Linked DNA regions of Homo sapiens: region 1 is linked to region 2. The links are chromatin contacts, found by Hi-C in ENCODE. All regions are on one chromosome and are shown on one strand. The core of a region is the stretch at or near the end of the contact, and the rest is flanking DNA. Distances in the headings are between cores, read along the strand shown. Region 1 holds the start of CYP19A1 (cytochrome P450 family 19 subfamily A member 1). Region 2 holds the start of DMXL2 (Dmx like 2).

Region 1 (7,101 bases), core at 4,491-6,990, 280 kb before region 2:
TCACTTGTACTTTCTTTCTGGAAGACTGTAAGATTTTCTTTTCATCCTTAGACTTCTGGAATTTCTCAACCTATGAATCATTTGTCTTGCCCATAACTTGCCAAAACCTTCCAATAGGCAGACTCAGGCCCTTTCTTAACTTGGGAAATTTACTTCCTATTAACTACTACTTTTCTTTCCTTCAGCTACTGAATTTGTCTGCAGATCTTGTCATTTGGTTCCAGAAAGTCTTTTTGTGCTCTACTGGAATGTTTATGTCCTAACGTTAATATTTTAAATGTATTACTGTTCCCTAGTGGCTTGGTTTCATGTGAGCCTCTTCTAAGAGCATTGCTGTGCCCCCTAAGTATAAGGGTAATGTTTTCTTTTGTCTGCTCTCTGGGCTCAGGGCCAGCAGCTGAGGTGCCTTCTCAGAAGGGACAAAAATGGTGGTTCTCAATCCCCTATCAAGTCACTGGCGGGGAGACTCTCATTTTCCTGTTTTCTCACATCTCCCAGGCTCAGGAGTAGAGATAGACTCAGCACACCTGTACAACTCCCTTACCTCATCCAGCCAGATCCATCTGCCAGGATACTCACTGATGCCCAGATACTGGTGCCCTCTTATGATTACAGAATCGGGGGTGGTTTGGAGACCATGTGTTTACTCATACAGCTTTAAGAAAGTAGCACATGTTTAGGGTCCACAGTTTGACCTAAAAAGTCACATTTTCTAGAACTCAGCACTTTCTTGTTTCATTTGGAAAGGTGGTTTTAAAGGCTGAAGTTGGCCCTGGTGGAGGTCAGAGATCATACGTGGTTTCCATAGTGACAGAAGCCAGTGCAAGTCTTGGCAATAAAAGGTAAGCTTCTCTTAGCCGGGGCCACTCCTCTGGTCCCTGGCTTGAGTCTCCAGGCTCAGCAGATGGGGTGTCATCTTCTCCAGGCTTAATATTGGCAGGAATCCCTTTTGGTCACTCCCAACCAGTCTCTCTGGAGAGGTGAGGCATATCTATTCTAGCTTGTTACTCTGCCTTTGCAACCCAGGAATGAAAGGTCTTAGGCTATCAGGCCCCAAATTCACTTTTTTTTTAGGACCTATATGCACCTATTCACTGCAGAGATGACAGTTCCCCTACATGGTTTTTAGGAAATCATGTTCTTACATCATTGATCTCTTAAAATCCTCCTTAATCTGCTAGACCAGGCTTGGCTTTCTTTCCTGACTAGCTTACACATTCTAGCATTCAGTGTCTGCTCCAGGTTTGTTTTTAAGCCTTGGAGCCAAGTGCCAGTCTGAGCTGTTTTCCACTCCATCACTTTGAATCATTTCCCTGCTCTATTGTTTCACTTCCTGTCCATCATTTTGAGCATTCCTCAGTGGCCCAAGATGGGGGCCAAAAATTTCCTACTTTTGATAAACAGGGCATGGGTGAACGTTGATGAGGTTTCAACAATGTGACCTTGGGCAGATCACTTAAACCTCCTGAGCCCTGACTTCCTCATCTGTGAAATGCTTATAAAACCTGCCCTGCCCCGTTCACAGGCTTATTATGGAACTCAAATGACATGAGAAAGCACTTTGAAAACTGAAGTGCTCTACACATGTAAGGCTTTGTTTTATCTTTCAAAAACAGTGGCTCGAGTTCCATAAGTGGAGCTTTGCAGTATTAACTTACTTCTGTGGATTTTGCAGTTTCAAATTCATGAGCCATTCTCATGATTGCACAGAATCCACTCTTAGAGCTTCCTTTACATTTTCATTGTTTCTGAAAACAATCACTTTTTCATTTATTGAAAGGCCATCACTCCAGGTGAAAAAGGAAAAGATTTCTTTCTACAGCCTGTCACGGTTACAATTTAAAGCCTACTAATGTTGGAATGGCAGATTCAGGTGGTTGATGTGGTAGATGTGGAGATGTGGGGACCTGAGGGTCCCCCTTCAAGAAAGGACTGACTGCCTGGCTGCAGAGATTAAGATTAAAGCATGCTTCAGCTGCAGAGAGCCACCTGGCCCCAGGTCATACCTTCCCAGGGCATCCCACATCTGTCCTGTGACTGAGTGAGGTAGGTAAAAGCCCAGTCACTCTGGCCTGACACAGGACACTCTGATGAGCAATACACAATCCAGAGCTTCCCAGTGGGTTGGCTGAGGCTTTGCAGGGTTGGACTGTGCTGGATTTCTCCCTCTGCCCAATCCTGCTTCTCCTTCTTTCCTTCATAGGTGCTGATCCCTAATAACCATTTTGTACTCCAAATTCCATCTCAGCACTTGTTTCCAGAGAATCTGATCTGTGACAATTGGGTACACTACACTAGAAAGGTGGAGTGGGGTGGGGTGGGAGGGCATGTTTGTTGCAAAGAAGGAGAGAAAACAATGGGAAGTGGGGATTTGAAATGGCATCACCTTCACAACCACAGACAGCTCCACGTCAAACAATGAGTGGGCAACTCAAAGGTCTAAGACACTGCTACTACGATAGGCGGAAATCTGTTGTTACCAGCCCGACTTGGACCAAAATCTCACAACGGAAGCAATATCATCTATTCTTATTCCCAACCCTAGAGATAAGCAGATTTGGTGCTCTTACCTGGAAGCACCAAAGGCTAACTTCCAAGAAAATGCTAACAACACACTGTGTTTTATACAAAAACCCCTACTAGTATCAAGATTGGCTAAATGATCTAAATTTAGTCACGGTTCTGTTTTTCAACTACCTTTTTACATACAGATGAAAGAGAAAGTTACATTTTCTAGAACTCAGCACTTCCTTATTTCCAGGTGGTTTTAAAGGCTGAAGTTGGCCCTGGTGGAGGTCAGAGATCATACATGGTTTCCATAGTGACAGAAGCCACTGCAAGTCTTGGCAGTAAAAGGTAATCTTTTAAAATGAAAATCTGTCATCCATCTACCGACTCCTCCCCATCCCACACACACGTAAAACTCCTCATTTGTTTCCCATTGCTTTTACAGTAAAGGCCTCAGCCCTACAAGGAAGGTCCCACCCACAGAGTCTGGTCCCTGCCTTGGTTACAGCCTCATTTCACTCCCTCCTCCTTGCTCCTGACGCTCCATGTGGCACCGCATTGGCTTCTTACGGTTCCTCAAATAAGCCATGCCATCTCCTGCCATAGGGCCTTGAACGTGTTGTTCCTCCTCTCTGCAATTCTCCTCACCCCTATCTTCGCCTAGTTTACAACTCAGCTTCAGGTGCCAACACAAGCATCCTTTTCTCAGGGAAGCCTTCCCTGAACCACACATCCAACTCTAGGACAGGCTCTTCAGTGATATGATCTCAAGGAACTGCATTCCTTTCTTCCAGAGCATTTGTCTCGTGGCCGCATTTAGAATTGCACCCTCATGTCTAATATTGTTTGGTAAATCTGTCTCCCCACTCCAGGCTTCAGGAATGATGCCTGGCTTTGCTCTCCATGCTATTCCTGGCTCCTGGCACAGTTCCTGGCAGATAGTAGGCACCCAATTACCATTTGCTGAGTAAATGAATACATGAAAGAATAAAAGAAAGAAAAAAGGGAGAATTGCTGACTTTGGTTGGATGGTGTGAAGTTTCTTGGGGTTTAACAGTAGGAATGGGGAGTTAAAACCATAAGAGGCTGAGTGGAAGATGCATGTGGTGACAACTTTTAGGGTGGCTCTCTCCCTAATCACCAGTGTGGTGGAAGGGTGGTGGGGCAGTAAAACCATCAAAAGTCACAGTGTAGCTGTCAATCTCATCACTGAAGACAAGAATACCCAAGTGCCAGGCCAGGAAAATTATTTACTTCACAATCAGGAAGAAATGCTGTGGAACTAAAGTTGGGGTATATTCTTGAATTTGATTTTATTCTCCAGAGCCCTAAAGTTAACCAGCTGGAATCATTTTTAAGGACCATTCTATTTAACTTTTGGAAATGAAGCATCTGCCTTTTAATGGAAAAACTACTTCTCATTGTAAAGATAGCACACAATGTTCTTGGCTGCTTTGGTCTCCAAAAAAAGGGAATTGAGATATCTCCCTGTGTCCGCATTATATCCTGAGCCTCCTGTGTCAACAAAACAGGCCAGATTGATAGCTTTTTTTTTTTTTTAATAATAAGTAAAAAGTAGCAGCCCATTCTGTGAAGTATCAGGCAGGGCAGGCTATGCAGGCATATCTGCCTCTCAAGAAATCTCAAGAGGCTTAGGGATTCACACTGAAAGGCTCCATATAACCAACCTCAAAGCCATGGTATTCAGACGAGAACCCAAGTTTATCGTGCATTCAAAAGTTCTGTTCCTCAAAAAGCATCTACAAAGTGTGATTAGCTAATGAATCCATTAATCAAATATTCCTACTTGGCACAAGTCCCTGCTGTGAGAGGACAGTTAAGATAGGTCCCTGCCTTAAGAATATTGTAACCCAACTGAAGAAATAGGATGTGGAAGAACTAAGATGTCGATTAACAGCACAAGGCACAGAAGAACTAAAGTGTCAACTAACAGCACAAGGCACACACAGTGTAAGTCTCAGCCAGTTCATATGGCCCATATCCAACAATACCAACCCGTGTTGAACATTTATTATACAAGTGCTTTACAAGTATTTTCTTATTAAAGCTTCACAACCCTATGAAATAGATACAATTACAGTCTCTTTAAAGAACTTGAGTAGCATATCTAAAGTCATGCAGTTAAAAAACAGTTTCAAGGTCAGGTCTGATTCCAAAGCCCAGGTGCATAACCACAGAGCCCCTGCAGCTTGTAGAGCTCACAGTGCTTGGGACTGGCCTAGGAAGTCAAGGCTAGATGAGGAAGGGTACTCGGAGTTAGGCCTTAAAGTGGGCAACACTGAAATAGGCCAGTGATGGAGATAGGTCACTGTGTGGCACTGCGGTGGAAAGAGGGTTGGAGAGAGAAGATAGAGGAGAAGAGGAAAGAGGGCAGAGCATGGCAGCTGCTTGGGCACAGCCACTTTAGGGTGAGAGATGAGTGAAGATGTCTACCTTGTAGGCCATATCAACATGTCCCCCTTCTTCTGTGAAAAATGCCATCATCCCACACAGGAAGAGTTGGAGAGGGATCTGACAGTGGAGTCTGGTAGGAAAGGAGTCTGGCTTTTCATTTGCGCTTCCTTCTGCCCCTCTTGCCCCAGAGCAATATCCCAGGCTTTCCACCAACCCAGCCCACGGGGTGGCCATGCTACAAGCCTTTTGAGTCCTGCATCCCAAGAGGGGCAGCTTCTTGGCCTGAAGTTGTCTAATAGAGCCTGCCTGGCTCCAAGCAGGCCTCATCTCTGCTCTGTCTACTGGATCTGGGCTCTGAACTGGGGTGGGAGGTGGGGAAATGGGGAGGCTGGTTCAGGCTACCACTTCCTCTCCTCACCATTGGATAGCCAGCCTTTCAAGGAAAGTAGGGGGCCAGTTCTGTGGCATAGAACAGTATAGTTCTTAGGCCCTCCTATTTCAGAAAAACACTCAAGCAGTGTTTTCCCTCTGCTCTCACACCACGACAACAGTCATCAACACAGAAGACTTCTGCGACCAAATGTAGGGGATTTTCCCCCACACACCAAGCAGCGGGCACCAGCTGGGTGTCCTCCAACTCAGTTCCAACACTATCTACCTGGAAAGAGTGTCTGATCCCACAGGTTGAGGGCTCAGTCAGATTAAGAGATACATACGCGACGTCTGGAAGATCCCGAGCACAGGACCTTCCGTCCTGATAGGATAAGTTCTTCTTCACCTTCCTGTTTGCCTCCACGTGTTCAGCCCTCCAGAAACTCCCTGAACCCTGTCCTTTGGGCCTTTTATGGAGATTTCATTTGTTGTCCATGACTGAAGCATGTGATTGAACAAAATGTGATTGGACAAAAAGGGTATGATCTAATCTCAGCAAGGTCTGTCTGTCCAGATTCTTCTTCCTCTCTTTGTGCAGCATTCCTTCCTCCAGGGTATGGGGCATGACCTCCTCTGGAATGAGGGTCTTATGACCCACAATCAGATTATAGAGTCCCGCCTTGGGTGGATGAAAGGAGGGCAAAGAAGGCCAGAGAAATATTCTGTTTCCTGAGGCCTAAAGCACCTCTACATTATAGCAAAAGACCTCAGCAAGTGTCATGGGAGTTATGGACAAGAACCATGGACAAAAATCTATATACATGTAATCATAAGATCACACCCCCCACCACACACCACATTGTTCTACATAGAAGTGCCTTCACTATACAGCTTTTCATTTATTCATTCGTTCATTCACTCATTTATTCAACGGGTAATAGTGAATTCCAAATCAGGAACTGTGCTATGTGTTGGGGGTGACATGGCCCCTAGCCTCAGGAGGCTTCTATTCCATGGTTAATGGTGGGTATTGCTGAGAGATGATCAGTCAACAGTAACTGCAATGAATGTTAGGATAAAGAGAAGCCCAGAAGGCTCCACGGTGTTCCAGCTGCTCACAGGGTAATCTGCCTGTCTTTTTTACTTCCGTATCTCCAATGCCCATTATCATACCAGGCACAGGAAGTGCTCAGTTAAGTGTTTACTGAATTAAATGAAGATCTGAATGATGCTGAGTGTCAACCCTCCCTCTCAGTGGCTCCTCCCCATTGGCCCTAAACCTGATACCTGGATGAAAAGAGATAAGGATACATGACAGTTCTTCAAGTAGGTCACAGAACGTTTGAGTTGGGAGGAAATGGACAAAGCTTTTTACATCACTGCCATCCCCTCCCAGTCATCATATCCCCACAGTGGGGGTACTTTATGAAACACTTGGACCTTCATGCTTTCCTAATTTCTTCTTATCCTGTATGCTCTTCTAAGAATACTGAAGTTGGTCAATGTTCCTATTAAAACTCAGGAATCTAAACTTTGACTCAGAATTTCTGATTGAGATGTCACTTCAGTTTCCTTGTGCATTCTCAGAGGCTCTACCCTGGCTCACCCTGGAGAGTAGGGGGCAAGAAGTCTGATACTACTCAGCTTTCTCTCCTGTGCCAAAAAATCCTACCTGCAAGAATTGGTATGTGTATTAGTCCATTCTTGCCTTGCTATAAAGAAAAGCCCGAGACTGGGTAACTTACAAGAAAAGAAGTTTAATTGGCTCATGGTTCCACAGGCTGAACAGGAAGCATGGCAGCACCT
Region 2 (7,071 bases), core at 3,038-5,537:
TACAACATTATTTTCTAATTTTTAAATGAATGGTTTTCCATTTATTTCCAACCTTTTGTTGGTATTTTAATTTAAAAAAAAAATTGAATGTCAGAATACCAGGTACGTTTTCCTGAAAAGCTACAGGTAATGTTTGCATATTATATTTTTTCAACATTCTAAGAGTGTCTGTTATTTAATGAAGAAGTCCTGTGATTAAAAAGTAACTTTTGCAAAGAAAACAGTCACTCAATAATTTATCCTTCGTATTATGCCATTCCTTTGCTTCTGTTGTTCTTATCTTTCCAAACCTTACTCTTCCATAAAACCTCTTCTTGTTTTCCCAACTACAATCTCTTCCATCTGCCTTATGTTATAATTATATAAATCATTTTAATCTCTGCCAGTATATTATAAATTCCCTAAGAGTGCAAATGACTTACTAATTTTTGTAAACTTTGATCAATGTGTTGAAATCATGTCACACTGGAATAATAGTAACTGCCCCTATACATCTCAAAATAGTCTGCAAGCCTTAAGGCCAAATGAATTTTTAATTTAAAAAATCATCACGTATGATCATTATTTCAATTAATATTTTAATATGTGCAGTAAAGTTTAAAAAATAGCCAAGGACTATCTTTCAGAAAAGTAATAACATAAATAATGAGAAATTTACAATATCTGTTGCATAAACCCTCAAAACATTCACTGAAGGGTAGTAAGAAATGTCTTAAAGGCAAAATAAAGTATAATAAAGCTCATACACGGGAGAAGATCATCTCTTTGAACTACCAGAGATTTGACTTATTGCAGGATAACATTTCGAAAACCTAGATCTTACACTGAAAAGAACAAAATTGTTCAAAAGGTGATGTTTTAAAATGTGATATCTACAGCTACATTTACGAAATCACAATCGAATGTTTAAGGAAACAGCTGTATACTGCCTAAACACAAGTGAAAAGCATCATAGCTTACGTGATACCACTAAAACCACAGACATCAGCTGAGATTGTCCACTACAGACTGCAGTACCATGTCAATATTGCACAAATTGGGACATCACGACATCAAGTAGTCATTCACAGCCAACCAATCACGCCACCCACCATGCACAGCAAAATATATAACACACATTTCTTTCAATTATTACACTGTCATAAACTCAAAATCCTTTTAGAACAATTCTGTTCTTCAAAGATGTATCAATTTTAGACTCTGAAATAAAGTATGTATTGTATTTTGAAAAGGTTCTCAGGCTACCATGAAACACAACATCAGCTAAGAATCATGAGTTAGTTGCAAGACAGTAGTTCCTTCTACACTATGTCTGGGAGGCCTTCCATCCATCCACTAACCCACCTACGCACCCACACACCCTCTCCAGAGCAGGCACTCTGATATTAAGAAGGAAATACTACCAAGAAAAGCCCACACAATGAGAAGTCACAAGACCTTCATTCCAAGTCCTGGCTGGTCCCCCTTTTAATCATCTGATCCAGAACTAAAGTTTCTTCATCTGATTGCTCTAAAATCAAGTGACAGGCTCCATGAAGAGGAGCTTGCTTTTTATTTTTACTATTATATTACTTTATTTTATTTTACTATTATTACTATTTATTATTCCTATATTTACAAACATAGGAACTTAAGTATTTGTTAGTTGATTATATATAGACTGCTTGAAAGCAGCTTGTTTTTTGTTTTGTTTTGTTTTGTTTTTCAATCTGTTTTTCACAAAGCCCAAGAGATCATTTCTAGTTCATGGCAAAATTAAAACTGGATCAGTGCGCTCAAAACTAAGGTAGTTAAATGAGATGGTGTGCAAAATGGGTTTGTATTTACATTTGTCAAAAGACCAAAATAACAGTGTCACAGGCAGGCATCCTAAACCACGTAAATTTTGAGTCGAATTTGGAAACCCAAAAGGACTGTCTTGTTGCAACATAAAAATGCAGTTTAGAGTAAGAAGATCAGTATGTAACAGAGGGGCCAAAGTGAGGAGTACATATAATTAAAAATAAAGTCAAAGATGGAGAATACTTGACAAGTTTACATTTCCTAACACAGCTATTAAAAACAATTACATATTCTTAAGCCAAGAGTAATATAGTAAAATGACACTTGAAGAAAATTATCCTAGCAGCGGTGTGGAGGATGAAGAAGTTATCGGACATGACAGTTTTGAAAGCTTTTATATTAATACCAATAAGATTGTAAAATAAGGTGGTGGTTAAGGATATGAAAAGGAGTAAATCTGGTAGACAGTGCAGAGTCAACTAGACTTCGTGAAACGCTGAATTAGGGAAGTGCAAGAAGATTTGAAAATGACTCTAAGCATCTGGTCACAAGTGGCCTACAGCATAACCACACCTGCACAGCACTAACAGTTCTTACACAGGCTTTTCCAGGCTGCATCTGAACCCGTTTATTTAGTTCTACATACCAGACCTGCCGTGAGACAGCACTCCACTTTAGATGGAAGCAGAAAACTACCACCACCATTCTAGCAGGAAAATATAACCAAAGATTCCAGCTTTGTTTCTTGATGAAAGAGGCCCACTCTTCTAACCCTGAGGAACTTCCTATCTGCACTACTGGGGAACAGGGAAATTTCTTCTCTCTATCCCCAAAAACCAAGATTCTCCACACACTTGAAGACAAAGCTCAGCTCTATATGAATATTTTAAGTCACATGTACATAAAACACAGATGACAAAAGGGGTCGTTCTAAACTGGAGCTAGGCCAAGTGGATTACACTAAAAAATTAAAATGGCTAAAAAGCAATCTTCTGGGGTTAATGTATCACAAAACGTCAAAAAATAAATTCTGTTCCAGAATGCACTGCTACATAATGATTCTGCAGTTTTGCTGAAGCTTTATTTTCCGCAGTTTTAAAAACACTGTTGGAAAGCAGACATCAAAGGGTTTTCCTTGTCTAAAAAGCATACCATTACGGAATTTCCAGTTTTATCAAGAAGAACAGTTTACAAAATATATTTAATAAAGGTCTGGCTGCCTACAGTTCCTTATAAGGAAGACCATGTATAAATTTCATTCTTTAAAAAAGAACTCAATTTATGGGAGTCTATCTATGAGTAAACGAAGCTCCAAGGCTTGGTTTAAACATTTCCACTCTCAAAAAGGACTGATGAGTCCAATCTCCTTGAGAAACATGTCTACTTCATCTAGCTTTTAAGGAGATTCTAAAACGTTATGTATACATACACTTTTCTCAAACAAGCACTGTTGTAAATTTTTCACATTGCCTTACTATATTAAAAAAAAGGCTACCTTACAGATTAAAATATTATCTAGGAGGATTACCAAACTACGACCTCCTGATAAATGAGACAGCTCTCCAAGCCACTGTGACTCTAACCTTTCCATTCTAAATCTTTCGGGCGCGGAGGATGAATTTTTCTATCTTTTTGTTGGAATTAAGATCCTGCATTATCAGGAGATACAGAGTCAGGCTTAAAGCCACAGACTCCAGCAGCTCCTCGCTGCCCTAGCACAGCGGGCAGGGGGAGCCAAGGCGCAGCATCGCCTCCACGCTCCGAGACCAACACCAAGTCTCTTCACCTCCACGCTCCGAGACCAACACCAAGTCTCTTCGCCTCCACGCCGAGAGCAGCTGCGAAACGGACGCTCTGGGGTTTCAGCCGCACCACCACTTTCCTCCACCGCAGACCGAAGGGCCGCCCTAGGAGGAGCCTTCTAGTCCAGTCACCTCAGGCCCGTTTGCTTGGGGTGGAGAGTGCGGTGGATTCCTAAGCCTTTCCCCTAACGGGTGATTTCCTACACCAGACGCAGGACCCACGGTCCCACGGGTCCCAGGGGGAACTAAACCCCAAGGCTGCAAAGGGGCCACGGGTGGGGCCCACCAACATCTCACAGCCTCCTGAGGAGGCGTGCGCCCTGGACAGGAGGTCCCTGCCCCCGCGTCTGGCCCCTGGTATCTTCCCCTAGGGCTCCCGGCCGCCGCTCACCGTGAAGGGGACATCCCCGACGCTGCCCACGGAGTAGCAGTTGTCTCCAGGGTTGACAGCTCCGGTGAGGACCTGATGCAGATGCATCTCCGGAGCCCGGGCTGGACAGAATGCGCGGGAGGTGCGACAAGCTCCGCGCCTGACCCTCCTCGGGCTGCGAGAGCCGTTTCCCTCTGTGCCTCCCTCGGAAACCCGCCCCGCGGAGGCTCTGGCTTAACTCCTCGCCCCCCTTTCGCCTTCCCTCCGCCTCGTCCCTGCCATGGGAGCTCCTCGACCGCCGCCGCCGCCCGGGTCGCCGCTCAGCTGCGGAAATGCCCGGATGTTCCCACTGCCTGCTGCACCGGCGCACAAATGCGGGAGGGCAAGGGTGCTTGTGAGGCGGGGGAGGGCACCGGGGGGAACGCGCGAGCCGGGAGCGTGCAGCAAGGGAGCGGGCCAGCGCGCGCGCCCACCGCGGGGGAGCGAGGTAGAGCCCTCCCCCCGCGGCAAAGCTCTCAGCTCAGTCTTTCTTCCCCCCATCACCCGCGTTTGCGCGTGCGCGCGCCGTGGTTTCCAGGGCAATTGCGCGCGCCACGCCGACCCGCCGTCCCGTGATTGCGCGCGCAGACGTGCGGGAGTTCCCTTGGAGCCTCCCGGGCTGTAGCCGCTGCGGACTGGGGCGGAGGTGGGGGCGGGGGCGAGTGGGGTGCAGGTCGCTCGGGGCCACGCAGCAGTCGGACGCCGGGGACGCGCCACGAGCCGGTTTTGCTGTGTTGAACGTATTCCAGAATACAGTGTGCAATGGTCAGTGCCGTTGACCTCAGAAGGACACCCGTCACCGGGAATTTCCACCTGGAGATATCTTAGATATCTTCAGTCTTTTCGAAAGTGCAGTACATAAGATATTTTATTTTACATAAACAATGTAGGCATCTTGCAACTATTTAGAGAAGCCATACTCCCCTGAAAGCTAATTATTTTGCTCCCACCTTTTGTCACGGTTATTCTAGACAGCAAAAAGCCGCCTTAGAGACGGGTGACTCCTTTCGACTTTTTTTCATGAGTAATTTCATGAATTAGCAGAATCGCCTGATTTTCCAAACTATCTGCTAAACTTTGAATGGTTGATAACAAGGATCATCAGCTCCCTGCCACAGGCCAATTCATGGCAAATGTTCTAACCCATACTATGCTTAAATCACAGGGTAAGGAAGTAGGGGACACCAAGACATAACTATCTGTAAAACCAGGCAGAACGCCAAAGGTGGTGTGATTGAGATATAAAAGTCTTTATGCACCACAGAAGAGGAAGAAGAATGTTGACTAAGGGCGTGGATAAGGCATTATGGAGACATAACCTGACATAAACGCTGAGTTTAATTTTGACAGGCTGAGATAGACAAGAAATGCTGCAAATACAGTACAGAAAATAGAGGGGGTGTTGAAGGTACAAAGATTAATGTTTGAGGCAGATGATTTATAGGGTAGGGAAAGTAAATAATACTTAGCAAGAGATCAAGGTATCCAAGTGGTCTAACTCTTGGCCTACCAAAACATATTATGGAGAGTCTTGAATGCTCCAAGAAGCCCAGATTTCACTCTGCATGCAGTGGGGGTATATCAGATGTTTCTGAGCAAAAATTTATATAATCAGAGCTGCTTTGGGAAGATGACTTTGTAGCATTTTGAAGCATAAAGGGAAGGGTGGGGAAGATTGGAGGCAAAGATCTGTCAGTCGTTGGTAATCTTTTCAGTAGAAAGTTGCAGGAGGAATGAAAAATAATACCTAATGACCTGCGGCATTCTCTCTCTTTCTCTCTCTCCCCCCTCCCTCCCCTTCCCTCCCCCCCCCTTCCTCCCTTCCCCCGCGCCATATCCAAGGGTTCCTTTTTGTTACTACTAGATTCTAGATGAGTCTCTTAATCTTTGACCTTCACTGCATTAGAAACCAAGTCAAAACTATCATCAAACAACAAATTGTACTCAGGTTTCCAAGAGTGTTACTAATTCACATTATTTAAACCATTTCACATTTGGCTCTTGTTTTACAGCATTCCATGAAGTTTTGGCCCATTCACACAGTTGTGAAGTTGTGAGCCTCTTTCTTCCTCTCGGTATCAAACTCAAAATCTGAAGCCTGTATCCACCTGTTCTCTTCCCTCATGAATCCTTTAAATGGCTTCTTGATAGCTGTATCTTAAGGTTGCAAATGACTAATTAAGTCTCCTGGAATTACAGCTGAGCCTTTTATTGTCCAATCTGATCAGTCAAAACTCACTCCAGACTAATATGGCAAGTTTCCTTGGTAGCCCACCAGGGCAGCTAGACCACACTTTTGACTGTCCACAATTTCATCTCTTCCTTGTTCATGCAAATTTTTTCATGGACCTAAAAACAAATTGGAAATTCTTTCTTCTAATTTTGGAAAGGGCTTTCTTTTAAAAATTAGAAAAAGTAGCAGTTTTGTATCATTAACAAAATATGCTAATCGAATTGTAAGATATAATTTATCATGTCCACAACTCTTTTTTTTTTCTTTTTGCTTTGATTTGAGATCCCAACACAACTCTTAATAGTACCTTTGGGGTTGGGTTTAATGGCCCATTGAATGTGTGCCATTAAATGTGGGACTTAGTTTCCCAGCAGTATCACCTACCGATGTGTACTAGTTATCAATTACTGTGCAATAAATTACCCCAAAATTTATCAGCCAAAAATAACAGTAGAGATTCATTACCTCACAGTTTCTGTGAATCAATAATTTAGTAGTAGCTTAGCAGGAAAGTTCTGGTTCAGAGTCTTTCATGAGATGGCAATCAAAATGTCAGCTACATGCTAAATAAAAGAAGCTGGACACAAAAGACCACATAATTCGTTTGTATGAAATCATTTGTATGAAATTTTCTGAAAAGACAAATCTACAGTCACAGAAAATAGGTTAGTGGTTGCCTGGGGCTGAAGGTGGAACTGAGAGTGACTGCTAATGGATATGAGGTTTCTTTTTGGCATGAGATAAACATTCTAAAATTAGATTGTGGTCATGGTTGGGCAGTTCTGTAAAATTACTAGAAATCATTGAATTGTATACTTGAAATTAGTGAATTGTATGGTAATTAA

The links. A loop is a pair of places that touch in the nucleus more often than their neighbours do. Pooled maps may share reads with other maps.
Region 1: a pooled map shows a loop between it and region 2 (2.7-fold over the local background). The contact joins the promoter of CYP19A1 here to the promoter of DMXL2 in region 2. A Hi-C loop is called at or near these places in 4 of 37 single-sample maps with no recorded cell type and 5 of 50 pooled maps.

The regions. Positions count from the first base shown.
Region 1 is chr15:51,332,856-51,339,956 of GRCh38, forward strand. It overlaps CYP19A1 (cytochrome P450 family 19 subfamily A member 1), which reads right to left and starts at 5,741. Exons shown (of 10, transcript NM_000103.4): 1 at 5,640-5,741. RefSeq lists promoters at 5,666-6,243, 5,666-5,984, an enhancer at 5,905-5,984 and cis regulatory regions at 5,936-5,953, 6,018-6,047.
Region 2 is chr15:51,618,484-51,625,554 of GRCh38, forward strand. DMXL2 (Dmx like 2) reads right to left here and starts at 4,288. Exons shown (of 44, transcript NM_001378457.1): 1 at 3,976-4,288. The coding sequence starts at 4,062. It overlaps LOC105370816 (a long non-coding RNA gene), which reads right to left. Exons shown (of 5, transcript XR_932236.3): 4 at 6,692-6,803; 5 at 6,201-6,342. RefSeq lists an enhancer at 3,426-3,835 and a silencer at 4,206-4,425.